Regions from separate parts of the Homo sapiens genome. Here region 2 is linked to region 1. Evidence: chromatin loops called from intact Hi-C (ENCODE). Cell type or tissue: lower leg skin. All regions are shown on one strand. Each heading gives the region's core, and the rest is flanking DNA. Links, peaks and the distances in the headings are about the cores only. Region 1 overlaps HS3ST3A1 (heparan sulfate-glucosamine 3-sulfotransferase 3A1). Region 2 holds the start of MIR548H3 (microRNA 548h-3).

Region 1 (15,029 bases), core at 7,030-15,029:
GTGCTACAGAACACTAGAACTTATTCCTCCTATCTAGCTGTAATTTTGTGGATACTGTATTTTGTTAACAAAACTTTACTTCCTTCAAAAGTGCTAATTCCAGCTTTTTGCCTGTTTTTCTTCTATGCTGTGTAGCTATTTTTACTTATTGATTTATAGGAGCTCTTTTTTTTTCTTTTTTTTTTTTTTTTTTGAGATGGAGTCTTGCTCTCTTGCTAGGCTGGAGTGCAGTGGCCTGATCTCAGCTCACTGCAACCTCTACCTCCCAGGTTCAAGCGATTCTGCCTCAGCCTCTCGAGTAGCTGGGACTACAGGCACACGCCAACACGCCCAGCTAATTTTGTATTTTTAGTAGGGATGTGGTTTCACCATGTTGGCCAGGATGGTCTCGCTCTCTTGACCTCATGATTGGCCTGCCTTGGCCTCCCAAAGTGCTGGGATTATAGGCGTGAGCCACCACCCCTGGCCCTATTTTTTTTTTTTTTTCATTATAGTTACTCCTTTAAGAAATTAACAAAACTTTACCTCCTTCAAAATCATCAAGATGTTCTACGTTTCCTTCCAAAAGGTGATTGTTTCACCACTTATATTTGTATCTCCAGGTGATCTGGAATTAATTTTTCCTAAATAGCCAGAGGCAAATGCCAAGATTTATTTTTCCATATAAATAGAAAATTGACCAAATATCATTGGTTAAAAATAAAATGGGGAAGGGTAATAGGGTAATTGTTTTTTGGAAGAAGTACTTCCAGAGAGGGCCAGTAGCAGTTCCAGAGGGAGGGTGAAGGAGCAAAAGACAACATGAGGGCAATGAGAATTCAGGGCAAATGGCCCAAATTGATAAGAAGAGTGAGGCACATGGGGGAAGTTCTTTTTATTCTTTCTTGCATATATCGGATGCACCATGCATATGTGTTGTTGAGTGTCATGGAGAGCTCTCCCAGGTGGTTCCCTGATCATAGAGGTGGCAGTGGTGCAGCCAGTGCTAGAGTGCTTGGCTTGCCTCTTGGACCATCGTTAAGGCACAGCCATGGAGGCAGGTCTGTCCCCTCAGTAGTGTGGCAGTGGGAAAGTCCTCTGGGTCATTTTAGTACTCCCACCATTAATTCCTGACCTGGTTGAAGGCTGGGGTAGAAAACAGAGGACAACTTAGCATGTGTATCGTGGTTCCTGCTTGACCATAACACTTCCTGCACCACAGACAGCAGCTCTAACAACCCTAGGCCCCGAGACCCTTACCCAGGGTGACAGATCAGATCCAGAATGGAATTCCCTAGCACGGTAGAGTGGCATGATGTTTGAGCCAGATAGGAAAATTGCCAAGCAGTTTCCTTCCTGGCACAACTGCACCCATGCCATGGAAGGAAATGAAATCCCCTTAAAAACCGAGCCCATCTCTCTCACACCATAATAAGATAATAAGCTAGGCTCTGCCCTTCCAAATAATGTAGCCAGCTCATGGCCTTCAAACCAGGCATCCTCACTGTCTGAATGACAAATGGTCAGGTGTGTCAGGAACATGGCAAAGAGTTCTAACTCTCTGAACCCTTTGTTAGCTGAACTAAGTGGGGTTCTCCTGAAGTTGGGAATTCAGAACACTGGGTGTCACATTCTTAAGAAGAGTGCTTCCATGTATTCCCTGTAGTAATAATGGCCATGTTGACACTTCATTACAGTCCAGGAATTTTGAACCTTTGGCTTGATTTTCCTGGTAAGGTGAATAAACTGAGCATAGAGATGCTAAATTACTATCTAGTGATCATGCAGCAGGCAGTGGGCATGGACCACAAACCTCGTTTTTATATTTGAGATCAGCTGCACAAAAATCTCATAAATTATTGTATTTCCCTTTTAGCAAAACCAGAGCCCCCTTCAGCAGTACCTTGTAATGTTTAATTAGCCGTAAAGCAAAAAGACTCTTTTGTCTAACTAATTTCTATCAATGCCACTGAAATGTTTGTCCTCCCTTAAGTTCTTTTTTTTAAAAAAATTGTAGTAAAATACACATAACATAAAATTTACCATTTTAACCACTGTTAGGTTCAGTGGTGTTAAGTACATACACGTTGTTATGTGATTAATCTCCAGAACTCTTCTAATCTTAGAAAACACATAACATAAAATTTACCATTTTAACCGTTGTTCGGTTCAGTAGTGTTAAGTACATACACGTTGTTACGTGATCGATCCCCACAACTCTTTTAATCTTACGAAACTCAAACTTCATACCTACTGAACAATAGTTCTCTGTTCCTCTTCCCCACAGCCCCTGGAAACCACCATTCTACTTGCTGTCTCAATGAATTTGAGTACCCCAGATATATCATATAAGTGAACTCATACAGTATTTGTCTTTTTGTCACTGGATTATTTCACTTGGCATAATGTCCCCAGGGTTCATCTATGTTGGAGTGTATGTCAGAATTTCTGAATAGTATTCCATTGTATGCATAAACCACATTTTGTTTATCCGTTCATCTGTCAATACACACTTGTGTTGCTTCCACTCTTTGGCTATTGTGAATTCTCTTTGAGTTCTATGGGGAGAAGAACAACTGTGTATAACCTACCTTGTAATAATTCTTAATTCGCTTGTGAAATTTCTGCTTATCTTTGCCTCCCTCAGGACAAAACAAATACATTTCTATATTTTTTCCTTATAGTGTTGGTCTCAACCCATTTCCTCATCTTCATACCTACTGTAAATGTCTCCAAATCCTGTTCACTATTCAGAAGGGAGGTTGGAATGGTCTACACTACTTAGCTTGGAAAGAAAGTTCTCCTAGGACCTATGCCTCCCATCATCCAGTTGAATTTCTCCCATACTTCTTCACCTGTTGTGTCTTCAGGCAAACCTCACGTGATTTATCAGTGCCCACACCTTCGTGCTCCCATAGCCTGCCTCATATTTCTTCAGACCTTTTATAATACTGTAATAGATCTTTCACTACCCATCCCGGGCCCCAGTTTTTACACAAAGCACAGTCATAGTATTAGGTTGGTGCAAAAGTAATTGTAGGTTTTGCCATTAAAAGTGTTAGGTTGATGCAAAAGTAATTGCGGTTTTGCCAATAATTGCAAAAGCCACAATTACTTTTGCACCAACCTAATTTGTGCCTTACTCAGGTAAAGAAGAACAATTTCCAAGTTATAGACATTTTGAAATGCAGTATTCCAACATACACCTGCCTTTTGTTTTATATGACAGTGTGGTGCTTTGTTGAACGTTAAAATCCAGTAAGATTTGCAATAAAAATGTATGAAAAAAATTTATCCCCTTCATTGACTTGTTTGAAAAAAAATTTTATATCCCTTTTATTGACTTTTTTGAAAAAAATAATTTAAGATTGCAATTTAAAGAATTCTGTTGTGAGTCCTGTTACAAAGCAACCATTTTCTACAATGTAAGCTTGATTAGGATTTATTTAGACTATCGTTTCTTTATTTTTGCAGAAAGAAGCTTGCAGGTAGCTTATAGTTAAGCCCAACTCTCCACACCCATCCCATGCTAAATCAGTCAGTTTTCCTCATCCTGCAAATGACAGTAATGAATGTGTTTTTCTTTTGCAATCCTATTTTAGCTGTTTCCTCTTCAAACTCCTCTTATGTTGGATAGCTCTTTTCCCTACTCTATTGAGATTATTTAAAATATGGTTCCTTGTTTTAGTGGTTTTAGCAGTGTTTCCTCTGGCCCAGCGCAATCTATAGCCTCAATCTCTGCAAAAGTCTCCTACAGCTCTTCCCCACCCCAATCCCACCCATATACCCAGCCCCTTCCCCAACAGGCCAACCAGGAGCTCCCAAGTGAAGTATTATTCTCTCTCTATTTTACTGGTCAAAATTTGAAATAAAGTAGTTAAAAGTCAAAGATATATAGAAAAAAAGAGAAAGTAATGATGGCTTTTTCAAAAAAAAATCTATAAATACTCTTTCTTATCACTTCAGTGTAGTTGATGATTGCTTTCCAAGCCCAAAACTTTTTCACGCATCTGATTAAATTTCCTTCACTGAGAAATTCCAGCCATCTCTGGATAGATCTCCTGGCTCACCTTAGACAAGAGTAACATAAGCTTTTATATTAGGCTGGCCTAGCCAACTTTTCAGTTCCACAGAAGGAGTCACAGAGGGATGAGTTCTATGCATTCATGTCACACCGCGGAATCTGCATCACATAGGTGGTTATGCCAATGTGTGTCTCCTTTGTGTCAACACCAAACTCTCTGGTGTTCACGTACTCTTACCCAGACCTTAATGTGTGCCTAAGAGGTGGGTAATGAGGTCCATTAAGAATTATTTTGAAAAAGGAAGTTCACATTTATTTCAAAAATTAAAAGCTCAGAAACAGAAAGCAAATGTCTATAAAAAGTAAAGATAAACTGACTGAAATGACAAAAATAAACCCCCCACCCAAAAAAAAAAAACAAAAATAGGAGGAAATCTGAGTATGGGCTAAGGGAAAACTTCCCCTTCAACTCCTGAAGGGTTGCTGAAAATCACTGATGAGAGGCCGATTCACAGGAGAAAAGGCATACACGTTTATTACTGTGTATGCAAGAACTTTCAGGGTGAAGACCCAAAGATACAGAGGAAATTGTCCATTTTTATGCTTGGGCTTAACTAAATTTGAACAGTTGTATAGAAATATGACTGGACAAAAAGGGTATGATCTAACCCAAATAGACCCAGTTTGGGGAAGCCTGCAAGGCCTCTCTGTCTAGATTCTTCTTGGCCTCTGCACATGCCTTCCTTCCTTCTAGGTACGGGGCAGGACCCTCTCAGGAATGAAGGTCTTATGACCTACAGTCAAACGGGATAGGTCAGATAATTTCTTTATGGACAGTTTTTATACAGAAAAGTAGAAGGAAAGTTAGAGTAATGTTTTTAGGTTTTATGGCTGGCTTTGGGGAAAAGGAGTTCCGATCTGTATGACCTGCCTTGGGGGAGAGAGATTTTAGTTTCTGTGGTTAGTCTTTGGTAAGAGTAGGATTGAAAGACAGAGGGGCAAGAGAAGTTCAGAGAAAAACTTCTGCTTCTGAGGCTGCTTTTGAGGCCTTCACTTTGGAGTACTGTTTTCTGAGTCCCAGTACCTGCATCATTAAAACTAAGGAAGTATCGGGGCCATCAGATTGCCCAAGAGATTGAGGAATTTGTGCTAGAAATAATGCAGATGGGAGCAGGAATACTTATTAATCCATTAATAGGATGTTTGTGAATGACTTTAAAATAATCTAACTGGCCTGCTGGGGCAGCAGAAATGAGGGGATTTATAAATAAAATAGGCCTTTATGAAGTTTTGAAGCTGGATGTGAGGTGTTTGAGACTGATTTGACAATTTTCTCTGCTTTTGTTTATGTTTGACATGTCTCACAAAATATAGTTAGCCCAGATAGTGTAGGTGGGACAAAATCACAGGGAATTAATAACTGCAAGCTCCCATGATGCAAAGTGTATCTTTTCCTTGCAGATGCGAAATAAAAACTAATCACAAATTCCATGAACAAAAGTAACAAATCTATCATCAGGATTAAAGATACAATATAATCCTAGATAATGCCTACATTAAAAGAGAAGTCAAAACTACAAAATGAAATAACTAAAGATCTCTATCTATCCAACTGTCTGTAACTGTCTCAACAAATAGTGCATTTAATTGCAGTATACTTAAGTTGGAAGAACAAATAGATTTGATCTCTCCTGTTCATGTGTTTTGACTGGCCCTGACTGAGGCCAGTAGAAAGCCTGCTTGAACAGAGAAGCAATATCTGCTGTATCAAGACTCCAACTGGATTTTTGTTTTTAATATGATAAAGTGATATCTCATTTGTCAGGAGGAATAAACGGACCAGAATCATCAAGGACATGTTGAACAACAGAAAGTCAGAATTTACTTTGGTGTACATGAAAGTATACTATCACACGATAATAACTTATAATTGGGCCAATGTAGAAAGGAATCAACATATTTAGAATATGATAATGATGGCATTTCAAATCATTAGGCAAAAGATGGATTCTTTAATAAGTCTTGTTTGTTGCAGGAAAACTCAGTAATTACAAACATAAGTATTTTGTGTAATATGCTACATTATGTTGAATATGATTGCTTTGTTTATAAGAAAACTACAGGAAGGGCTCAGGATATTTTAATACTATCTCATAGCAGTATAATTGTGTTTATGACAATATTCTAATTCACCTGAAGATTTTGACCAAAGTTATTTTCTTACAGCATTGTGGATAAACAATAATAAAACACAGAAACTTAACGTGGCATTTATTCGGTGCCAGGCAGTTTTCTAAGCTGTCGAGGTATATTAACTCATTTAATCATCACAAAACTGTATGCAATGGGTAATATTATTATTCTCCGTTTAATACACGAGGAATCTGAGGTGCGGGGCTCGTTGTGCGACGTCACCATCAGATGTCTAGCAAGTGGGGGGTTGCGGGGGCTGGAATTGCGGCCTGGCTCCAGCGTGTACTTGACAGTCTCTCCTGGGACTGAGCTCTCTCTGCACATCTCTGACATGCCTTTTTGCGTTTCTCAGGGACCTGATGCCCAGAACCCTGGACGGGCAGATCACCATGGAGAAGACGCCCAGTTACTTCGTCACGCGGGAGGCCCCCGCGCGCATCTCGGCCATGTCCAAGGACACCAAGCTCATCGTGGTGGTGCGGGACCCGGTGACCAGGGCCATCTCGGACTACACGCAGACGCTGTCCAAGCGGCCCGACATCCCCACCTTCGAGAGCTTGACGTTCAAAAACAGGACAGCGGGCCTCATCGACACGTCGTGGAGCGCCATCCAGATCGGCATCTACGCCAAGCACCTGGAGCACTGGCTGCGCCACTTCCCCATCCGCCAGATGCTCTTCGTGAGCGGCGAGCGGCTCATCAGCGACCCGGCCGGGGAGCTGGGCCGCGTGCAAGACTTCCTGGGCCTCAAGAGGATCATCACGGACAAGCACTTCTACTTCAACAAGACCAAGGGCTTCCCCTGCCTGAAGAAGGCGGAGGGCAGCAGCCGGCCCCATTGCCTGGGCAAGACCAAGGGCAGGACCCATCCTGAGATCGACCGCGAGGTGGTGCGCAGGCTGCGCGAGTTCTACCGGCCTTTCAACCTCAAGTTCTACCAGATGACCGGGCACGACTTTGGCTGGGATGGATAACCATATAATTTAAAAAGAAAAAAAAAATCAAAATATAATATATTTTTTTACCAATCGGTAGAGAAGAGACAGTTTAATATTTGTGCTGAAAATATGTTTCAGTATTTTTTTCAATGAATGTTAAGAGATTGTTCTCACTCCCGCCCCATCTTAATGTATAACCAACACCAAACACGTGGATCAACAGAAAAGGAAAATTTCACTCGTCTAAACACTTTCAATTTTCAGTTTTTATTTTATGTTCTATATACCCAGTCATAAAGTATAAGCATCAGTTGTCATTAAAAGTTTTCAGAAAATCTTGAGGTTAAACATCTCTCTCTCTTTTTTTAAAATACAAGGCCCTGATAAAATTGATATCTATCCTTATATTTTTCTCCCTTTTTCCCGTGCCACTTTTTCTTAAATTATTTCCCAGTTAGTATTATCATATGTTTGTACCCGTCACAGTTTTCATAGTGCTTTCAAATACACCTTTTTGATCATTAAAATAAAAAAATAAATCTTGCTCTGTTGTATAAGATCACAATAGGTAAATATTATTATCCCCATTTTACAGAAAGGAAAACTGAGTCTTTGGGAGGTGAAATAATGTATCTAAAGGTCAAATGTTGGATGGACCCTGGACAAAATTCCATCTTCCACTTGTTCCCTATTTCATGTCACTTTTTCCAGGGAGAATGGAAAAGAAGACATCTGCACCTTTAGAAATGGTTAGGTAGTTTTCAGATGATATGAAAAGGGAAAGAGAGCCCCTTGTTTTCTAAATTCCCAGGCTACCCCTCATGGCACCCAGTCTCATTACATAGTTGTGTCCAAGAAAACCACTGAGACCTGGACACAACCTCTCTTAAGAGCCAGTCTTGCCTCTTGGCTATTTAAAGTACACTGAGATATGGAAATCTTGACTGATGAATGCTTGATTGAATTGGAGAGGAATTATTGGATTCTTGCATGGAGGACAAGGTGGCCAGCCACACTAGGGGTAGCACAAGATGTGTTAGGAACGTAACTTACCCATTTGTTGATTTAATTGACTTTAAAAAAAAAAAAGAAACAGATTTCAATTAGCACTTACAGGTATGAGTCTCATTTGTTTTTTAGTTTACCTCTTTTTAAAGAGAGAAAACCTACCTTTCTTTGTAATATCTCACTTCTAACTTTGGAGCTAGTACTCTGAAAGAATTAATTAGCAGTTCGTTTAAAATGTTTTTATTTTTCATGGATGGAGGACTATCATTTTGTCACTTTATTCCCCCCTCCCACTTCCTATTTATACCATTTATAACCTAATGTTCAGTAATATTTGGAAAAATATTCTAGGAAATGCATTTGTGGGTAAAATGGTGGCTTTTCCTCTTCTCTCGTCTGTTTCTGCCCATCCCCCATTTAAATCACTCAAATAAATCAATAGTTTATTAACAGTATTCCTTTCCTCTCTGAGTGGGTATTAACAAGATTAGCATTAATGGGAATTAAATTGGTTTAGAGAGGAACACATATGCACGAAATATATAAAACATTTATAATTAGCCTGTCAGCAACATTTTATTAGAAATTTAAACCCAAGAGGAAAAATGTCTTCTATTTCATGGAAGTTTTCTTTATCTGCCAAAATTTAAACGACCAGACACTCTAAAATAATATTCTTTTTCTTCTTTAATGTTGTCAATCAAAAGAAACTAAAGTTGTTTTAAAATATGCAGTACAATTGTACATTTACCATAGCTGCTGCATTAGGTGATGTAAATATTTCTTGAGAAGCTTAACACAGGATTAAAATGAAGGAAAAAATATTTTAAGTGTTAGATATTTTGTCATTGCTCCAAATCTTTGGATTTATCTGTTAATATCCCATTTATAGAAGTTAAGTAAACCCCAAATCCAGGTCACCTTTTTTCAGTTGATTTCCTTCATGTCTATGCTCTCAATTTCCCAGTGCCACAGACTGTTTTTATTCTACTTGAATCACTAGCTGCAACAAGATACTCATTTTAAACTCTTGTCATCATTTCTCTTAGCTCATTTTGTTTGTACAACTGATTCTTTTGTAAGTGTTTGCTTGGCATTATGCAAAAGTGGCTTGCACAAAGAAACAATTGCATTCTGCAACCTTCATTTTTTTAATGTGAAAGAAATAAAAGAACAGAATTGAATGCAAAGGATCCCTTTTTGAACATAGATATTTTTGTTCATATTATTTTAAAAATGAACGACTATGGAAAACACCGGGAAAATCTTCAAGCTTCTGTGACTTCCTAAGAGTGTTGGAAGTAATAAGTCCCAGCAAAATGTATAAAGATTTAGAGTCAGTATTCTCTAACAGGAATGTCCATTCATTTCTGCCTCTATATAGTACTCGTCCCTGCTGTGCATGAAGTTGGCCTCACATTTATTTTGTCCATTTAGCTACACCAAATAATAGGCTTTGACCTTGATTGGAACATCTTAGCGTCCATTCTCTGAGCTGTCTGCTCCAAAGCCATGCCTTCCAATCCCCTTCCTGTTTCTTAGAGGTAGAGTGTTGTCTTTCAAGAAGAATATCTAGAAAATATCTACAGCTTCGTTTCAAGCAGTTTGCTTCCAAGATCACATCTGCAGTGTATCCATTCTCCAGAGAACTTAGTCACTTCTAGGGAAATGAATTTTATTTCAATAAATGGAGATTAATATGCTTCTAGAGAATGGATATTGATTATTCTAGAAATATTAATCCCATTCTAATTTTCTTATTTTCAAAGGATCTTCAAAGCTGAAATCAACTTCAATGGTCATTTGGATCAAAGCCCTGTTCAGCACCTGAATCCTTTTGTTAACTTGTTATGCAGGGGGTTAAAACATTGACGTGTCTGTAAATTCGTAACTCTTGATATTACAGTTGAAAAGAAAGAGGATACATTTCTCCTAAACAGCTTCATCGTATTCTGCCAGCTGAGACCTGCTGAGTCCCCAGCTCCCCATGAAGAGATCTTAAATACGTGAATAAATAAATATGTCTATAAAATAATAATGCCTTATATGTATATTGCAAACTAGTCTTTCAAATGCATTATTTCACCGTATACCAACAACAGCAGCTCTCTACTCTCATTAGTTTCACCTCATAGATGTTTCACTAAGTTTCGTTAGGGCTTAAGGCACTGGTTCTCAACAAAAACATGATTTTGCATCCCAGGGCAACGTCTGGAGATATTTCTGGTTGCCTCAAGAGTTGAGGAGTGTAGGGTGCTGCTAGCACCCTGGATAGAGGCCAGGGATGCTGCCAAACATTCTGTAAAGCGCAAGACAGTCTCCATTACTAAAAATGATCTCAACCAAAACGTCAGTCATGCTGCATTTCCTGAGTTAAGATGTGTATCAGTCACAGCTAGTGTGTGCCTCAGGTCTAAAAGCCAGATTCTAATTAATGCTAGACTGGTAATTCTTCCAGTCACCATTCTATATTTTCTCTTGAAAACCTCTTTTCTATTATTTTCTTCCCTCCCTTCCTCCTTTCTCTTTCTTTCTTTCTTTCTCTTTCTTTTCTTTCTTTCTTTTTCTTTCTTTCTTTTTCTTTCTTTCTTCGTTCTTTCTTCTTTCTTTCCTTCTTTCTTTTCTTTCTTTCTTTTTCTTTCTTTCTTTCTCTTTCTCTCCCTCTCTCTCTGTTTCTCTCTCTCTTTCTTTATTCTAATAAGCAGAGCAATGTTTACTGTTGTGCTTTGCTGGGAAAAATGCTAAAGGCAACCAAACTGTGTTTTTATAATGAAGATACAGAAGCAGCTTGTAACAAATGGATACCTGCAATTGTGAGAAACGGAATCAGTCAGCTTCAGGTGGAAAATAACATTCCAATAAAACACTTCTAAAGGCTCTTTCAAGTTCAAGTCTTGCAGTTTCTATTTGCCTCCACAACAGGGCCGTGACTGTATTTCTTGTCACCTGACAAAACCAAAGTGCCTAGGGAGGGAAGTAAATATCTCCATTTCTGTTAAACGTTAAATTCAGGTGGATGTGCTATGGTTACAAATAGCCTCGAGTTGCTGAATAATAGCAAAGGAAAGCAAATTCCTATTGCCTCATATCCTAGAAACCCCAGAACTTTGTGCATAATTTCGATAGACTCAGAGAACAGAAAAACGTATGGTTCTCAAACACAGCAAAAGTGTTGCTGGGATTCATTCCAATATAAGCCTTGGTGTAGAAAAAAAGGACCCCTACTTATTCTCCTATTGTATCCTGTAATCATTGAAGGAGAGTGGAATTTTAAAAGCCCAACCTCAAGCCCTGTTGGTGAAGCATTGGTGTTATTGTAGAATTTGTGGTCCTTGAAATATCTTCATCAACATGCAAACAGATTTGCATTGAGTTTCTAATATACAGGAGAAGTTCTTCTTCCATGTTCATGGATAGGAAAATTATAAATCTGTTTGCTACATAATGGAATGTTGAGATGGCAGGCCTTTCTTTAAAAGCTTGAAAAAGGATGAATTTGGGGAAATTATGAGGCAGTGTGACATCACATACAAAGTCATAAAATAATAAATTTTAGTTACGCTAGGAGGAAGTAAAACTGAAAATAGAAATTGCTTCTAATATATGGTTCTATTGTGGGATATTAGAAAATGTTAGTATGTTTCAGGCTATAGCCCAATTGTTTTAGTTTAATTTCCAACTGTTGGTTGTGTTCTTTTAATTACAATATGCTCAACAACTTACTCTCCTCTAGTTTTACTGTAAAAATAAAAGGGAACGCTGAATGGGGAACACATTCTGCTGTGAGTCCTTTTTGCTCTCAAATGTCTGGGTATGATATTTTAGTTACCTTTGAAGGATCAGATAGGATGAGATCTGGTGTCCATTAGCTCTGCCTGGATGATCCATGACTATGCTAGATTTTGAACTTGGTGCTAACTTTGATTATTCCTAAGAGGGCTTTTCTGTAACTGTCTGATCTGTACGTTGACCATTAGGTCTCTCCTAAAGTCATTTTGTAATAAACCTAGAGTGTTCTCCCACACCCCAAGGGGAGCTTGCTTTCATTGCAAATAGGAATAATGAGTCTTTCCCCCTCCCATCTTCTACCTCCATGCTTCTTTCACTTTCCGGTGGCTTCTGCCACATCCTGCCGGTGACTAGTGATCTTTGGCATCTGATTCTTCCCTCTCTTCAGATGTACCATATCTGAGGATGTCCATTTCCTACTTCAGATTCCTGGGGAAAAAACTGCAGCCCACCTAGGGCATTCGCTGTCAGCTTCAGCTCCAGGAAAAACAGTCTGAATATCTGATATAGACCCCTAGAGAGATGAAAGTCAAGTAGGCTTAACTTTCCCCAAGAGGGTTTACATTAGGAAAAAAAAAAAAAAGGCCCCAAAGGAGGATGGATGGAACTGAATCTGAAAGAATGGAGGCATGTTTGACATAGGAGATGGAGGTGTTGTTGAAAGGATGCATACCTGGCTTCCAGTACCCCAACCCCTCACCACGGACCTGAAGAACCAGGGGCAGCAACGTGTGGCCTTCCACTCCCAAAAGGTTATCTGCCTCTGGTCTGGGCAGTGGCATTTTTCTCCCACCTGTTTTCCCAGAAAGCCTTATCTAAGCTCGGATTTCTTTATTTCAGGCCTGCAACAGCTGGTCAACCAGGGAACTGTAGGAAGCAAGGAAACTTTAGAGTCATTTCACTGCAATTTTTCAGAGGCAACAAGAGTTTTTGATTAAGTGTTATCAACTGATACCTTTATAGCCAAACCTAATTTTTATTTCAGACTACTTGATCTTACCCCTAAATTCTAGATCAGTTGTTCTTCATTATACAAAGTCCAACTAAATATCCTATAGTAGTAATACCTTACCTTTATACAGAATGATTCAAAACATGTTTATATCAAAGAGGGTATAGACTTTAGACTTGAATAGTTATTTTTTCTTTTTCCTTCCTTTCTAGATTAAAAAAAAAAAAAGTTGATATGGTCTATTGCAGTTCATTCCCACCTTGGACAAACCCCACATTTCTCCTTAGCTGAATTACTTACAAAAGTCTTTTCAGCATCTTTCCTTCTACACTTCTTGATTTTATTTTTTTCCTCATCTGAGTAAACTTTTACTCTTCAATTTTTTCCTGTATCAAAATCCTTATGTCAAAAACTATCTTACATATTTTTTTATTCCTCCTTTCTTTTTTTTTTTTTTTTTTTTTTGAGACAGAGTCTTGCTCTGTCACCCAGGCTGGAGTGCAGTGGCCCTCGGCTCACTGCAAGCTCCGTCTCCTGGGTTCACACCATTCTCCTGCCTCAGCCTCCTGAGTAGCTGGGACCACAGGTGCCTGCCACCACACCCAGCTAATTTTTTGTATTTTTAGTAGAGATGGGGTTTCACCATGTTAGCCAGGATGGTCTCGATCTCCTGACCTCATGATCTGCCCGCCTCGGCTTCCCAAAGTGCTGGGAATACAGATGTGAGCCACCACGCCCAGCCTCCTCCTTTCTTTTCAACAAGACCCCTAATTGTTATTTTCCCCCTTTTATAACAATCTGGCCTCAAAATTATACCTTTCTTTTCATTTCATTTCAAAGTGCTTGGCCTTCATCCTACCCTCTTTGATGTTCTTTGCCCTTTCTCAAATTGTGTTCTTTCCATGTCAGGGACAGTTCTCTTTAGAGAAAAATCCCCTCCCTACTATCATTCATGAATATGGCATTTGAAACTTTCTTGTGGATGTAGCTTTCTTATTCCTTCCGACCCACTGAAATGCAAAAATTCCAACTGGTATTGACTTCCAACTGTAAAGTGATTCCGTATTGAACACACCTAGCTCTTCTTCTATCTAGCCATAAATAATGAGCTCTTTTTCAGACTCTTTGGCCCCTGCTATTTGGTGAGGCCATTAATAAAAAGTTCTTTATCAACGAGATGATGCATTTTACTAGTCCAAGCTATATATAATGAACACACAGAAAAAAATTGGAAGTAGATCTGTTTCTACCAGCCCCATCCTGTCTTCTAACTGAAGTTGCAAATCTCCCACGTGTAACAATGCCCATAGTCTGTTTCCCTCATCATGTCTGCACGTCTGCTCCTAGGCTTCTCACCAGTCTGGTCTCTGTTTGTTCATTACCATTTATTTGTGTGATGCTTTCATTATTTAATGGACTCTCATTCCAGTTCATCATTTTTACTATTGTGTCCCTTATTTATGTGGTTGCCGCTTTGATGTTTTCCAGGTCTCTAAACCTGTGCTGAGTCGGCTGTTCCCTGACACTCTGTCATCAGCATAAGCAACCTTCCTTCATTTCATTCCAGTTACCTTTTGAGCACAGGGATACAGTCATACAGGCAAATTATATACATATATATAATATGTATATGTGTGTATATATGTACATTTATATATACGTGTACATATATGCATTTATATATATGTATATTATATATATATATATTTGAAACGGAGTCTTGCTCTGTCACCCAGCCTGGAGTGCAGTGTCACAATCTCAGCTCACTGCAACCTCCACCTCCCAGGTTCAAGCAATTCTCCCCGCCTCAGCCTCCTGAGTAGCTGGGATCACAGGCGCCCACAACCATGCCCGGCTAATTTTTGTATTTTTTAGTGGAGATGGGTTTTCACTACGTTGGCTGGGCTGGTCTTGAACTCCTGACCTCAGGTGATCCTGCCTTGGTCTCCCAAAGTGCTGGGATTATGGGCATGAGCCACGGTGCCCAGCTTATTATATATATCTTTTACCCTTACGTGGTGCTTCATACCATGAAAGAGAAAACAATGGCTTATCTAATCTGTCATTTTCTTGATCCCGTCTTTTTTTATGACGTTCTTTAGACTCACCAGCTCTTTCCGTGCCCTAATGATGAAACGCCATGGCT
Region 2 (15,820 bases), core at 1,707-9,706, 52 kb before region 1:
AAACTAAAGTCATTCAAAATTTAGTCCATGCACTCTAAAAAATTAAAACAAAACAAAACAAAACAAAATGATTACTACTACTAAACGGATTCAGTTATCACATAAACTTGTATATGCTGTGTGGTGTTGCATATACAACATTTAGCAAATTCACAATGCATGCTAGTGTTTTAAGGCTCTGAGAATAAATGAGACAAGTTTATTTAAATTTAGCCTTATATTCCCCCAATATCTATATGACCATGGAACCTTCTTTCCATAGAATATTTATCAGTATCCTGTCAGCACTTTGGAGATAGTGGGTCTACAGGAAAGGAAAGTTTATCAATAAGAAATGAATCAAGGTTCCTCAGGGTACAATAACTAATTCAGTTATGAGAATTGGCAACTCTTTATGGCGAACTAAAATAAACTAGTTTCGTGACTTTTCCCAATAATTTTCTTAGACGCTAAAAGGAACAAAGCACGTGGCTGAAGAGCTTCCTGTGTGACAGTCGGCATGGAACCATGTTAAGTCTGTATGGGGGTTTAGGGGGCTTGGCTAGGTGATGTCCAATAGTCCAGTGCTGGAGCCCAGTAGAGTGGGGAGCAACCACCATCAGAAGAGGATGAGTGGACTTAGTGCTTTGGAAGTCATCAGTGTTCAGGAAAGTGCCCTGAGGTCAGAGGATTGTCGAACAGCGGTGGAACAAAGGAATGCGGCAAGAGGAAATTTTTACACAGAAGGAAGGAAGAGAGCTCAGAGGCTGAGCAGTGCAATGCAATAACAACTATGAGCCTTTGTGGGTAGATGACATTGTGTCCCGAATTTATTCCTTCCGGTGGGTTCTTGGTCTTGCTGACTTCAAGAATGAAGCTGTGGACTCTCACAGTGAGTGTTACAGTTCTTAAAGATGGTGTGTCCAGAGTTTGTTCCTTCGGATGTTCAGATGTGTCTGCAGTTTCTTCTTTCCAGTGGGTTGGTGGTCTTGCTGATTTCAGGAGTGAAGCCGCAGACCTTCGCAGTGAGGGTTACAGCTCTTAAAGCCAGCGTGTCCGGAGTTGTTTGTTCCTCCCAGTGGGTTCGTGATCTTGCTGACTTCAGGAATGAAGCTGCAGACCCTTGTGGTGAGTGTTATAGCTCATAAAGGTAGTGCGGACCCAAAGCGTGAGCAACAGCAAGATTTATTGTGAAAAGCAAAAGAACAAAGCTTCCACAGTGTGGCAAGGGACCGGAGCAGATCGCTGCTGCGGGCTCGGGTGGCCAGTTTTTAGTTCTTATTTGGCTCTGCCCATGTCCTGCTGATTGGTCCATTTTACAGAGCACTGATTGGTCCATTTTACAGAGTGCTGATTGGTGTGTTTTTACAGAGTGCTGATTGGTGCATTTACAAACCTTTAGGTAGACACAGAGCGCTGATTGGTGCATTTTTTACAGAGTGCTGATTGGTGTGTTTATAAACCTTTAGCTAGACACAAGAACGCTGATTGGTGCGTTTTTACAGAGTGATGATTGGTGCGTTTGAAAACCTTTAGCTAGACAGAGTGCTGATTGGTGTGTTTACAATCCTTTAGCTAGACAGAAAAGTTCTCCAAGTCCCCGCCCGACCCAGAAGCCCAGTCAGCTTCACCTCTCAACATGTGGAGTGGAGACTGCCAGTGAAGTCTAAGAATATGGTAGACTGGGGGATAGGATTAGAGACGGTTTGTTAATCTGAACACTATCTAAGATATTAAGACACATGGTGGATATAATGGACTAAACATGTTCCTGCAAAATTCATACATTGAAGCCCTTATCTTCCATGGGGTGGTATTGGTATAGATAGCACTTTCAGTAGATAATCAGGCTTAAGTGAGAGGATGAGAGTAGAGATGCTATGACGGGATTAGTGCCCTTATTAAAAGAAGAGACCAGGGGTTTCTCTGACTCCTCCATGTGAGAATGACACAGAATATGGCCATTTACAAAGCAGGGAGAGAGCCCTCACTAGATGCTGAATCTGCCTACACCTTGATCTTGGACCTCCCAGCCTCCAGAACTGGGAGAAATACATATTTGTTGTATAAACCATCTTGTCTGTGGTATTTTGTTATAGCTACCCAAAGTAACTGTAACAATTTAGAGAAGTAATACAGATACAAAGTCATCAGACAATGAAAATGGCTACTGGAAACCATGAGAGTGTGAAAGTGAGAATTTAGACTTGGTTAGTATATTTAAATAATCAGGACTACTGTGCTGTGTTTAATAACACCATACCTGACGCCAAACGTGTGGTTTTTTTTTTTTTTTTTTTGGCTCACACCAACCAATTCTCCAACTCTCCAGACACCAAGTAGGTGTTCAACAACTCAATTCAATTCTGACACTATCTACCTGGAGTTAGCATCCTATCCCTGGAGTTAAGGGCTCAGTCCCTCCCACAAGGCTGCCCCATATCAGATGCTAATCCCAAGTCCCAGGCCTCCTGTACTTCTGACTGACTGGCTAAATATCAAGGGTTCTCATAACCCCTTTCTTAGGTTCAATAATTTGCCAGAACAACTCACAGAACTCAAAAAAGACTGTACTTATTATAACCAGTTTATTGTCAAGAATACAACTCAAGAACAGCCAAATGGAAAAGATGCTTAGGGCAAGGTGTGGAGGAAGGGCATGGATCTTCCCATGTCCTCTCTGGGTGCACAGCCTCCCAGCACCTCCGTAAGCTTTCTGAACCCTGGTTGTTTAGGGGCTTTTATGGAAGTTCCATTACATAGACATGATGAACTAAATCACTGGCCATTGTTGATTAGTTCCAATTCCAGCCCTTTCTCCCCTCCATGGAGGTTGTAGGGTGAGGCTAAAAGTTCCAACTCCCTAATGGTGCGTTGGTCTTTCTGGCAACCCGTTCCCCTGAAGCTATCTAGGGGCCCCCCAACCATCAGTCATCACATTTACTTGCAAAAGGCACTTATTACTCCCAAAATTCCAAGGGCTTTAGGAGCTGTGTCAGGAACTGGGGACAAAGACCAAATTTTTTTTAATGATCACAGGACTTTAAAAGGAAAGACATAGTGTTAGATGCTATGGGGAGGGATGAAGTTGAAGACTTATTTTCTTCCCTTGAGGTGAATGGGAGTGATGGATGGGTCTCTGTGTAAGACATGTGGTCATAGAATTTAATAGCCAAAAGAAATTTGGTAATCATTAAATCTAATGTATATTCTGTGACGGGTTCCTAGGCAACTGCAAAACATGAAATTCCATGGTTAAATAAGTTTGCTAAAAGTTGCATACCATATGAAGTTTTATACTGCTTAGTAGCCCATCGGAAGGTCTGAAAAGTTTTAGAGTAAAGATTAAACACATTTTTCTCAGCTCTCCCTACACTTGTCTCCAGAATCCCTTTTATCATGACACAAGTATTTTCATTTATTCAACAAATATTTATTGAACAACTGCTGCTTGGCACTGTACTACGAAAAGTTGGTGTTCTAGAGGACACAGTTTGAGAAATGATGATCTTGTCCAACTTCAGCGATTTTCAGGTGAGCAAATTAAGTCTATGAATAATCACATTTTAGTCAAAGGAGGTAGTTAAAGAGAGAGGCTGAAAGAGGGGGTGCCATTTCCATAGGGAAATCAGTAGGAAAAATCTACTGCAAGATAACGGCAATTAAGAAGCGTAATATGGGCTGGGCGCAGTGGCTCACGCCTGTAATCCCAACACTTTGGGAGGCCGAGGCGGGTAGATCACGAGGTCCGGAGATCAAGACCATCTTGGCCAACATGGTGAAACCCTGTCTCTACTAAAAATACAAAAATTACCTGGGCGTAGTGGCACACGCACTTGTAATTTCAGCTTCTCGAGAGGCTGAGGCAGGAGAATCTCTTGAACCTGGGAGGCAGAGATTGCAGTGAGCCAAGATCACGCCGCTGCACTCCAGCCTAGCAACAGAGTGAGACTCCGTCAAAAAAAAGAAAGAAAGAAAAAGAAAAAAGAAACATGATAAGGAGTTGTAGAAATGGTTTCAGAGGCAGATTCATTTTTTCCTGGGAGTGGCATATAAAGATAAAGGACTAGATAAGATGAAAGTGCTTGCATCTTAGTGGTGAGGAGTTGGTCCACGTGGTAGACAGTCAATTTTATGAAGTCAGAGAGGGCGGACAGGTGGAAATTAGTCAGATAAATGCACATACGCACTCTCTCTCTCAAACGACCCCCAGAGCTGGCAAGAGGCTGGAGATCAGATTCACCTGGTACTTTTTTTTAAATTATTTTGAGAAGGAGACTCGCTCTGTCACCCAGGCTGGAGTGCAGTGACACAATCTCGGTTCACCGCAGCCTCTGCTTCCTGGGTTCAAGCGATTCTCCTGCCTCAGCCTCCTGAGTAGCTGGGACTCTATAGGTGCGCACCACCACACCCGGCTAATTTTTGTATTGTTATTAGAGAAAGTTTCACCATGTTAGCTAGGCTGGTTTCGAACTCCTGACCTCAAGTGATCCATGCGCCTCGGCCCCCGAAAATGCTGAGATTACCACCTGATGCTTTTTAGCATTTTGCTGGATGTACTGAGTGATGCAGACATGAGCAACGGAGGTTTCTCCCGGGACTCCGTGGAGGAGGTGATGCAGCCGCAGCTCCAGGATCAGCAAACACTGGTGTCCTAAGCATAGTGGGGTTATTTCAGATGTCACAAAACCAAAATCTCTGTGGCCCAGTGGAGTGTAACAAAAGATACACAAACCTCTTCCATGCAGAGAGATACATAGCTCTCCGGTATAGCTAGGGAGAAAGAAGGAAAGATTTCTCAGATGGTGAAGGCAGGCCAATCGAAGAGAAAAGGCCAGAAATAAAACTCCACCACGATGAGAAGCAACCTCTGTGAGGAGTTACTGGGGGAAGAGTCCCCTGTGGAATGAGCACTGATGTCTCCATTCATTGTGCAGGTCCCTCTCACACTGCTTTCATTACTTGAACACTATCTGGTGTCATTAAGATATCAATTTTATTTAGGTATATCTGCATTGGCAGTTTAATTATGTCTGGGTAAGGCCCGATATTTATTCATGGGTGATCTTGGTAGTTGTCAGACACCAGCCTGAAGATAAAGGCGTCCATGCCTGAGGAATGCTAATGCTCCCCAGCCTGTCATTTGACAAGCGCACATGCCAGTTACTACCAAACTGATTATTTCAATCATTAACAACACATGCATCAGCCTCCTTCACCCGAGATTGCCACGTGCATTCATCTTTTCATAAACAGTTATCTGACAAGGGTGCTGAGAATTGATGTTCTGGGGGGAATTGCCCAACTTGCCTTAGCTACGGATGCAGCAAGCTGAACGCCCCGCTTAGCATCGTCATTTCATTAATCAGATTAGCACAACGCCCAATTGAGTGAGCACCATGTTCCTAAACAATCTCCAATCAGGGTTCCTTTCTGTTGTCCATGCTGGTGGCTGCACTTTTTTTTTTTTCCTGGAGGGTTCAGCTTTGCAGATCCTCTTAGAAAACTTGGATCTTTGCTTATCCCACCACCCATCCCATTTATAATAATTACTCTTGTTCCAAGGAGCAGGGTGCGGGGAGAGGCTCTGGGTTTGTGGAGGCGCCATCTGCTCCTTATTGCTCACCTGAGTCAGAGCCTCCTGACATCACTTCTCTGCAGCAATGAGAGCCAGATATCCACACAAAGAGGCTGGGGCTGTGCCAGACGGCGCAGGGCCTGAAAAGTGATGAATGAAAGAAATGTGAAACAGTAAAACTGCTCCCAGGCAGCGAGCCCTTCCTTCAAAGGGTGACTCACAGAAAAGGCAGTTTTGCCTTAGTTAGGAAGGTCGTCCCAGACCCCTACAGCTGAAGGACTAGCATTTGTTTCTCTACACTCACAGCTTGTGCAGATCGCATCTCACCCATCAGGGAAAAGAGAACACTCTGTTCAGTTTCACTAAGGCTTTTTGTTGCTCTTCTTCTTATGATGTAAGGCAAACTTCCAGGGTTTGGGTTTTTAATGGTTTTATATGATTACCTTTTCATGAGAAGCACAGTTATATTTATATTTTTAAAGCAAACCCAAAGTAAGAAAAAATGTATATATTTTCATCATATGAATGGAAAGCATTATATATTTTTTCTTTTCTTGGAATATTTTCATTTGATGACACCAATGGCATGATGATGATGATAATGTTTTCTATTTATTTGATGCTTTACTAATATATTCTTTTCAATTTTCACAAAAACTGTACTTTCTTTTTAAAAAGATTTTTGGAAACTGAGATGAAGAGACTTTGGGCAACTTGCCCAAGATAATGAGCTACTTAGTGGTAACCCTTGATGAGAGGGTTTTAAAATCCTACTTTTACCACTTAAAAGTCATCATAGAGTCCTGGTAGTCCAACATTCTTTGTGATGCTTCGGAATCCAGATCGATGGTTATTTATGAGATGGGATCTTACCCACTTTTGTTATGTAGCTCATTCTCATTCTTCTTTTGAAAAGCTTTAACAGTTAAAAATTCCTTTTTTATCATTGAGACAAATTCCTTATTTTTTAAAACATTTCCAACCAGTTCTAGATTTCCTTCTAGATTCACAGAGAACAAATCTGATTCTGCATGTATTAGGTTGGTGCAAAAGTAATCGCGGTTTTTGTCATTGAAAGTAATAGCAAAAACTGCAATTACTTTTGCACCAACCTAAAAGTAGTCACTGTCTTCAGATATTTAAAAACAGCCATAATGTCTTCTGGAAACTTCTCTTCTTCAGACTGATTCCAAATGTTGAAGTTGTGGCACTGTATTAGTCTGCTTGGGCTATGTCAGAGAAAAAAAAATATTTTTTCTCTACTTCCACACATCTCTCGATATAACACTTCTGACACTACATTCTCCAGCACACATCATCTGGGTGTCTTATTCAATTCAGTTCCGACACCATCAACCTGTAGACAGCATCAGATATCATAGGTTAAGGGCTCAGTCTCACAAGACTGCCCCCCACTTTAAATGCTTGTTGCGATTAGTATACCTCTGATTGATTATCTGGCTATAAATTGGGGTTTTCCATGAACGCTTCATTAGATTTGTTTAATTTGCTAGAGTGGCTCACAGAACTCGGGGAAACACTTATGTTGACCCACTTATTACAAAGGATATTACAAAGGATACAGAGGAGCAGCCAGATAGAAGAGATGCATAGGGCGAGGTATGTAGGAAGGGGTTTGGAGCTCCCAGATCCCTGGTTGCACCAACCTCCAGGAACTGCTGTGTGTGCAGCTCTCTGGAAGCTGTCAGAACCCAGTCTTGGGTTCTTGTAGAGGTCTCATCACATAGGCATGATTGATTAAACCACTGGCCATTGGTGATGAACTCAATCTTCAGCTCCTCTTTCCACCCCAGAGGTGTGTGTGTGGTGGTAGTGGGGGAGCTGAAAGTTTCAACCCTCTAATTACAACATTCCCCTGGCAACCATCCCCCATCCTGAGGCTATCCAGGAGCCCCCAGCCACCAGTCATCTCATTAACATTCACAAAGAAATTTATTGCTTTAGATTCCAAGGGTTTTGGGAATGATGAGCCAGGAAACAGGAAGACCAAATATCAAAATATGGTAGCCTGTGATATTTCGAAATATCACAGGCTACCATAACAAAGTGCCACAGGCTGGGGGACCTAAACAACAGTTTATTGTCTCACAATTCTGGAGGCTGGAAGTCTGAGATTGAGGATGGGTAGGGTTGTTCTCTCCCGCGACCTCTCTCCTTGGCTTGCACATGGCCACCTTCTCTCTGTGTCTTCACACAACCTTTCCTCTGTGCAGACATACTCCTGGTATCTCTTCCTCTTCCTTTAAGAACACCAATTCTGTTGGATCAGGGATCTACTCTTCCAACCTCACTTAACCATTTTTTTTTTTTTTTTTTGGAAACAGAGTCTCGCTCTGTTGCCCAGGCTGGAGGGCAGTGGCGCAATCTCTGCTCACTGCAACCTCCACCTCTCCCGAGTTCAAGTGATTCTCATGCCTCAGCCTCCCAAGTAGCTGGGACTGCAGGTGCACGCCACCATGCCCAGCTATTTTTGTATTTTTTATAGGGATGCAGTTTTGCCATGCTGGCCAGACTGGTCTCAGACTCCTAACCTCAAGTGATCCACCTGCCTTGGCCTCCTAAACTGCTGGGATTACAGGCATGAACCACTGTGCCCGACCCCTCATTTAACTTTAATAACCTCCTTTAATGCCCTTTAATCTTCAAATACAGTCACATTGAGAGTTGAGGCTTCAACTTACCAATTTTGAGGGGATATAATTCCGTCCATTCCAGGTATCAATGAAGTCAAGGCATCCATTCCTTCAACATGCTTTACTACATGTACAGAAACCACAGCAAGTCAAGATTGTTCACAGTTGAAAGAGGTTTCTGGAGGTGTGTGAACCATCTGAACTTCATCCTCTTTCTTCAAGTAGCCTTCAAGATTTGTGCCCACTGAACGAATGCTATGGAAACTGCCAACAGATGACCATCTGGTCACGATGTTCAAAGGCTCAACCTAAACAACATTGAAAATTACCAAAACTAAGGCAAAGGGTATGATTCTACTAAAGAAAGAGACTCCTTAAGGAGCAAGAGTCTCTAGGAACTGACTCTTCAGCAGTACTGAATGTAAAATTGGAATAACCACCCTCTCAAATCTCAGAGAAACTGGACTTAGGGCTCTTTTTTTATTAGAATGTGTTTGGGAAGGTGGACAGGGTGATTGTATCAACTGGCCCTTCCATTCCCAATGTGTGTACCAAGAGCGAGTGAGACAGTGATGAATTACCCAGGATGAGGTTAGAATAATTTAATAAAAAGAGGTGGAAATGGGGTCTTTAATTCCTAACCTTTTGAGCTGTGGCTAAAATCCATTAATAGAACATGGATTAAGAGTCCAAAGTAAGATTACTCAGCATCACCCGCCAGTGAATCACTCTGGCACTTGGGTCAGAATTAATATCTGAGAATTCTTTGAAACTTTATGGCTGGAATTTTTCTTTCCCCCTGGCTTGGCTTCTTTTGTAGTCTTAGCCTCTTTAGCAGAGGAGATAGGAAATCTTTGGCATCCATTCAAAAACTCATTCAAACCACAGAGTAGAACTTTAAAGGAGGCCTTTGGGGATATGTGGGGTCAGTTGGAATAGTTTATATCATAGCTTTCAGTTTAAAACAATTTTTTACAGCATCAGTAGGGAGAATTATATCACAATACATAAATAGATTTAGCAGGATTTACAAATCCACATGTGTTCCCTTAAGCAGTAGTTTTCAAATATTTGATGACCTTAGAACTCCTAGTTCAAATGAAATTTTACACTGAAGTGAAAATGAACACTGATAAAAGGGGAGTTTCTCTGCTTAAATAAGGATGTGAGGTCCCAGAGATCCCTTCTGCCTTTCCCTTTTGCTCTTTTGGGTAGCCCCTAAGGGGAATGAATGCCAAGATCTTCCAGGAAGATAGATTGAATGCTTTTTCTCTAGGAGACTCTTGTTCTACAGTGAAGTTCGCTCAATGAACCACAGAAATGTGTGAGCAAAGGCTGATCATTAAGTGGTAAGTCACACCTCTCCTTAAGTTTTGAAAAAATATTTTGAAAGTGATATCTGGTCTTCCAACGTAAATGCAGAGATGAAAGAAACAGACTTTTCTTTCTCCACAGCAGGAGCACTTAAAAGTCTTTGACTATTTAAACTACTGGAAAAAGGTACATTTTATCAATTGAGCATGCATTTTTAGTCCATCAAATCATACAATGTTGAAGATGGAAGGAACCCTAGAAATTGATATCAAATGAGGCAATTACACAAAATGCTTTGGAACCTGTGAAACATTTTGCAAGAGTAAAATTTGATGATGATATTTAACCCTTTCCACTAACTAGAGCTTTAATGCACCTTTAATGTTTAACCCTGAACCCTTTGGCAAGAACTCAGAAAGGGAAAAACCACCCTGCCCAGTGTCAAGCTGCTGGTCAGTGACACAGATAACACTAGAACATTATAGATTGTTGCTTGAAGACATTGTGATCTGTCACAAAAGCCTAGGAATCAGAGGTCAATCAGAAATTAGAAAGAAATCGTTTACTTTCTCACTCACAAAAATATGTTTTATTTATACCTAAGGTGGATCCCAAGGGACTACTTTCTGTTGGAACACAAAAGAGAAGTCTATCAGTCTTGATCTGCAAATCTAAACCATGTTTTAGAGAGGGGATTTAGGCTTATTTACTAACTAAGCCCAAACTGGGGTGCCCAGGAGCACCCTCTCTTTGTAGCTCTAGTGACACATTTTGAGCAAATGGGTGGAATCTCATCTTACATGGTTGGTGGTGAGCTTCTAAAATGAGTAAAGAAGTTAAAGATCATACAAAATCAGAATTTTTTTCTGAGGACCCTTCAGACTCTTAGAAGCTCAACGACAAATCATGTGTTAATACTATTGTCTATGGAAATTTCACTGACATGTTCCTTTTCCTGTGACATTGGAAGCTAACGTCTCTTTCGAATTGAGGAAGGCAGCATAAATAAGGTGTTTTGTCTTCTTTGTGCTTGATTGCTTGAATATGAATCATGTGCTCTGATTCCTAAACAAGTTGCCTGTTTGACTTACAAATTGACTCATGGTGCTAGAACTGGTCTGAAGCTCAAGTCAATTTGAAATGAGAATCCAATAACAAACACGCAGTGATGTTTAAAGAAAAAGATGTTCTTTGCCAATGTCTCTAACCTGTGAAGTGAAATTATGGAGAGTGACCACTAACTCCCTGAGCTGACCATTAGTACCCTCATCCACGCTAGGGTTGAGAAAAACATTGGGAGCTAGTACGGTTGACTGTCTCCATAGATATGCCAACTATTTCTCCCACCCATATTTGTGCATTCCATTTACCCCATCCAGATACGGAATCATGGAATCTAATTATGTTCACTCCACTTGGATTTGAGCTGGCCTTGGGATTTGCATCAGCTACTAGAATGTGGCAGCAGCAATGTTGTGCCAACTCCAGGCTTAGCCACTTAGAGCCCTGACAGCTTCTGCTGTGGCTCACCTTGGAGCCCTGAGCCACCAAATAAGGAATTCAACAACCCTGCTGAGGAGAGGCCCAGACAGCTCCCAGATCTTCAGCCACCACAGCTGAGGACCCAGATATGTGAGTGAAGCCACCTCGATATCATTCTAGCCCCAGCTGACCTCTCCGTCAACTAAAGCTAAATGAGTGACTGTAGCTGATATCACATGGAGCAGATGAATCACTTAGCTGAGCCCTTTCTAAATTTCAGAATTATGAGCAAATAAATGTTTTGTATTGTTGCAAGCATTAAGTTTAAGGATGCTTTGTTAAACAGCAGTACATGACAGTTAGTTGGCCAAGAGATTTCTGATAGATTTTGTTTTATAGACTCTTCCATGATCCTCTTCCTTCTCCAGATAGGCTCTCCTGCTTTCGTGTCCCCTGATTTTACCCCAAATCTTGATTGAAAAGAAAAGCAAAACCAAAACACCTGGGACTTCCTCATTGGTAGATGCTGCACAGTCTTCCTTTCCTTCCAAGCAGATGATGTGGTTGGGGGATCTTGCCTGAGTCTCTTAATGTTCTCACCTTTCAGGAGTGGTCAGAAATGTGGGTCAGAGTATTATGCTGGCATTCGGTTTTCATTTCCCATTACAGAAGAAGACATGGACAGGTGGCCCACAATTACTTTCTAAAGAATTCAATACCCCAGGGAGAAGGGGTTAGTGATAAGCATCAGAAGTGAAAAATTAGACAATTGTTGGGTAACCGGGGTAAGCGGAATGAATTTCTAAGAATTTCTAAGTGCTACTATGAAAATAGCAACAGACAACCTTGATGACTTGCAAAATGGTCAGATCACTTCTGTGGCTAATCGGGATGGCTTGGAGTCAGTCAGTAATTGAGCCATTTCAGTCAATTCTGAAATAAATTTGTCTGCAAAAAAAGTAGAATAACCATCTGTAAACACAAAGGGTTTATCCCAGTATCCAATATCATGGTGAATTTCATTCTGCAAAATGCAGTTGCTGGATGTTTAACCATTAAGTAGTAAGACACATTATTTCTGTTGTATTAAAAAACACTATAGAGATGATGTGTCATTTAAAATACACAAATGTAGCCCTGACAGACCAAATAGATGTTTCTTAATACAAGCATCTTTTGAAACCCTGGCACAGTAAAGCAATCGCTAAAGAATGTTTATTGTATTAGTTGAACAAGTCCGTTAAATCCAATAATGTTGTCACCTAAGAAAACACCAAAGCTGAGTTTTTAACCTTACAGAAATATTGATGGCATAAAGTGGAGGCTGATGAAATAAAGATTTCTTATTACTTTTACTACCTTGGAATAACCTTCTACCTGTGAACTGTAGGAAAATGCTTTGCCAGTGCCACCACCTGCCCTCCAGGGTAGCCCTACCCTCAGTTGACAAGTGTTCGTAGAAATTTTATAGGAGTTTTCAGTGAGGCATCAGTTGTCTTTAATACTTGAAAGAAAATTGAATGGAAGGATCCAATTACTCATGTGAAAAATGAATCTTCTACCCAAGGTTTGGCCACTGCTGGTATGCTTGTTTTAAAACTGAATTATAGGCGCAATACATTTGCCAGAGACACAGGCATTAATTTCTCTCAAACCATTCAAGATTGGGAGGACAGAATAGAAGGGAGCAGAGAGAAAATAAGATGATAAGAGCTTCACGTTGATTTATTCACCTTTGTGCAAAGTAATGGGGACAAGAGGGAGGCGGCCCCCGGAGCCTGGAAGAGAGATGGAGGAGCTGAGAAAGGAAGGATTGCAGGGCAGCCTGCCAAATAGAAAGTCAGATTGTTGTTCTTAGATGATATAAGATTGCTTTATTTCTCTAGTTGCTTTATAAAAATACATATGCATAAAATATGCCACACGATGCAGCTGGAGTGAATGAAGTCCACTCTATTTATCCAAGAAAAGATTGTATTCCTAACCTGCCTGTCTGTTAGCTCATTCTCTTAATAAAGATAAACTGATCCTCTACCTAGCAGAGCTCAGGCTATGATTCCAATGTGTTTGATGCTAGGAGTGCATGAGTGATTGGCTCACGACGTGCCCTAGGCAGATGGATGGATGGATGGATGCTCTGAAGCACAAAGTTGACACCATACAGAAGTCTGCGTATGTGAGCTATCATAGTTGCAGAGGAGGTACTGTCCTTCGCAGACCTTACGTCAGGTCACTTAGCATAGGTGGGAGAAGTATTGGACAAGGAGTCTGTGCAATCCTCCTCAGCTACTAACTAGCTCCATGCAGGACTAGGCTCATAATTTTCAGGGCCCAGGGCAGTAAGAAAATGTAGGGATCCTTGTTAAAAAGAAAAATGAGAATTTTAAGACTGCAGTGTCAGTGCATTAAACCAAAGGCAGAACCCTTCTAAGTATGGTGATCTTTTGAGTGCAGGACTCTGTGGGACTGCATGGGTTACATGCCCAGAGAGCCTAACCTGGCTCCATGATTTTGTGACAAGAAGCTTCTCATTTGGGACTGTCAGTTTCCATGTGTTAAGAGAAGCCAACTGGAAGTGATCAGCAGCTTTCACCCTAGGGGTGTTAAACGTGGGCGTGGTCAGTTAGCAACATTAATGGTGAGGTTGGATCTTCTCTGTATTATGGAATTTGAATCTTAATTCCAAGAAAACTTTCCCCTTCCTGTTTTTGGAACCATGTGACAGTGCAGAGGGGAATACCCACTCTCTTGGGTACCCAGGAGATGGGGAGCAGAAAGCTTGTGTCCATTGTCTTATAGAGCAAAAGAAAACTTATATTAACAAAGAGTATATTTTCTCACGTCTATAAAAGAAAATCAAGTCCATTCCATAAATTAGCCCTTGACTTTCTTCTAAAACAACTTAATTTTTTTTTTTGTCTCCAAACAGAAATTTTAAAAAATAGCATAAGCTCATTTATCTTGGAACTGACATTGCAGGCAAAGTTGTCAGGTTTATCTCTTTGAAAAGAGACCTTGAAACCAAAATGCCTTCTTTCAAGCTTGGGCTCTGAAGTTGAACTTCTGGGAGATGACAAATGAGAATGGGATGAAGTATAACTTTTCTTATTTTAACCATAAAAGTATCGCTAAACCCAAGCATATTACTTGACTTATAAGTTCTGAGAAATAGAACTCTGTCCAGCAGTTGCAAGATTAGTAACTGTGGTTCTCTAGGTCATTTTGGGAAGGTTCTGGAGTCACCAGAACCTTGCTGATATTTCAGTTTCTCATCTTAATGAAAGAATCTAGTATAATTCTGTGAATTTGCTAGTTTTCCCTGTTCACACCCCAGAGGGTAGCCAATGGGTCAGTAAAACCTTAGAAACCATTCATCAGCATTGGAAAAGCCATTTGATACCAACTTGCCATTTTGCAATGAACAGGTGTGTTTCTGACTTATACATATTTTTACTTTTTTAAGAAAGATTTTTTTTAAGAGGGAGAAGCTGATTTGGAAGAACAGACATCCCAATATATTTGGCCTATTTTCATGGGTTTTTAATTTCTTTTTTTTTATACATCCATTTAACAAATGCAGTTGATCCTCACTATTCACAGATTTGTGTCTGCAAATTTGCCTACTTGCTAAATTTATTTGTAACTCCAGAATCAAGACTTGTAGCACTTTCACAGTCATTTGTGGGCATGCCCAGAGCTGCCAAAAATTTGAGTTGCTTGAGGTTTGCAGCTGAGGTTGAATGAAACAACACTCTCCCTTCTTGTTTTAGCTCTCATACTGTAACCTGGCTTTCTTGCATGTATTTGGAGACTTGGTTTTTGCACTTTCATGCTTTTTGTTGATTTCACTGTTTAAAACGGCCCCTAAGTGTAGTGCCAAATTGCCATCTAGTGTTCCTAAGCACAAGAAGGCTGTGATGTGCCTTGCAGGGAAAATACATATGTTAACAAACTCCCTTCAGGCACAAGGTATAGCACTATTGGCCATGAGTTTAGTGTTAATGCATCAACTATATATTAAATAATGTGTCTTTAAACAGAAACACATAAAACAAGATTATGATTTGAGCATTTGACAAAATGTGACCAGAAACTCATAGGAACCTAGCCCTATGTTTCCTCTAGGAGCATTGGTTCAGTATTCACTAATTAATGTTTCATTTTATTTATTTATTTATTTATTTATTTTTGAGATGGAGTTTTGCTCTTGTTGCCCAAGCTGTTGTGCAATGGCACAATCTCGGCTCACCACAACCTCTGCCTCCCAGGTTCAAGTGATTCTCCTGCCTCAGCCTCCCTAGTAGCTGGGATTACAGGCATGCGCCACCACACCTGGCTAATTTTTGTATTTTTAGTAGAGACGTGGTTTCTCCATGTTAGTCAGGCTGGTCACGAACTCCCAACCTCAGGTGATCTGCCTGCCTTGGCCTCACAAAATGCTGGGATTACAGGTGTGAGCCACTGCACCCTGCCATTATTTATTTTTTTGAGACAGGGTGTCACTCTGTTGCCCAGGCTGGATGGCAGTGGCAGCATCATGGCTCACTGCAGCCTTGATCTCCCTGGGCTGCAGCAATCCTACCACCTCATTCTCCCAGGATGCTGGAACTACAGGTGCATGCCACCATGCCCGGCTAACTTTTTTTTTTTTTTTTTTTTTTTTTTTTTTGGATTTTGTAGAGATGAAGTTTCACCATGTTACCCAGGCTGGTCTCAAACTCCTGGGCTCAAGCAATCCACCTCCCTCCACCTCCCAAAGTGCTGGGATTACTGGTGTAAGCCACCACACCTGGACTGCAGCAACTTTATAGAA

The links. Hi-C counts contacts between places; a loop is a spot of excess contacts. Peaks named below come from ENCODE experiments on the same cell type or tissue, not always from the same donor. Only the 100,000 strongest peaks of a DNase experiment are listed, where the experiment ranks them.
Region 2: a loop joins it to region 1, with 7 times the contacts of the local background. A loop is called at or near these places in 3 of 110 quality-filtered maps.

The regions. Positions count from the first base shown.
Region 1 is chr17:13,488,338-13,503,366 of GRCh38, reverse strand. It overlaps HS3ST3A1 (heparan sulfate-glucosamine 3-sulfotransferase 3A1), which reads left to right. Exons shown (of 2, transcript NM_006042.3): 2 at 6,549-9,335. The coding sequence ends at 7,170. Among named protein-coding and RNA genes, the nearest start is that of MIR548H3, 48 kb to the left of the region's middle. In lower leg skin, for the core only: no CTCF peak of the experiment used is centred there; no DNase peak of the experiment used is centred there.
Region 2 is chr17:13,534,404-13,550,223 of GRCh38, reverse strand. All of the region lies in intron 1 of HS3ST3A1 (heparan sulfate-glucosamine 3-sulfotransferase 3A1), which reads left to right. It overlaps MIR548H3 (microRNA 548h-3), which reads left to right and starts at 6,578; the gene lies at 6,578-6,695. In lower leg skin, for the core only: no CTCF peak of the experiment used is centred there; a DNase peak (open chromatin) is centred at 5,663.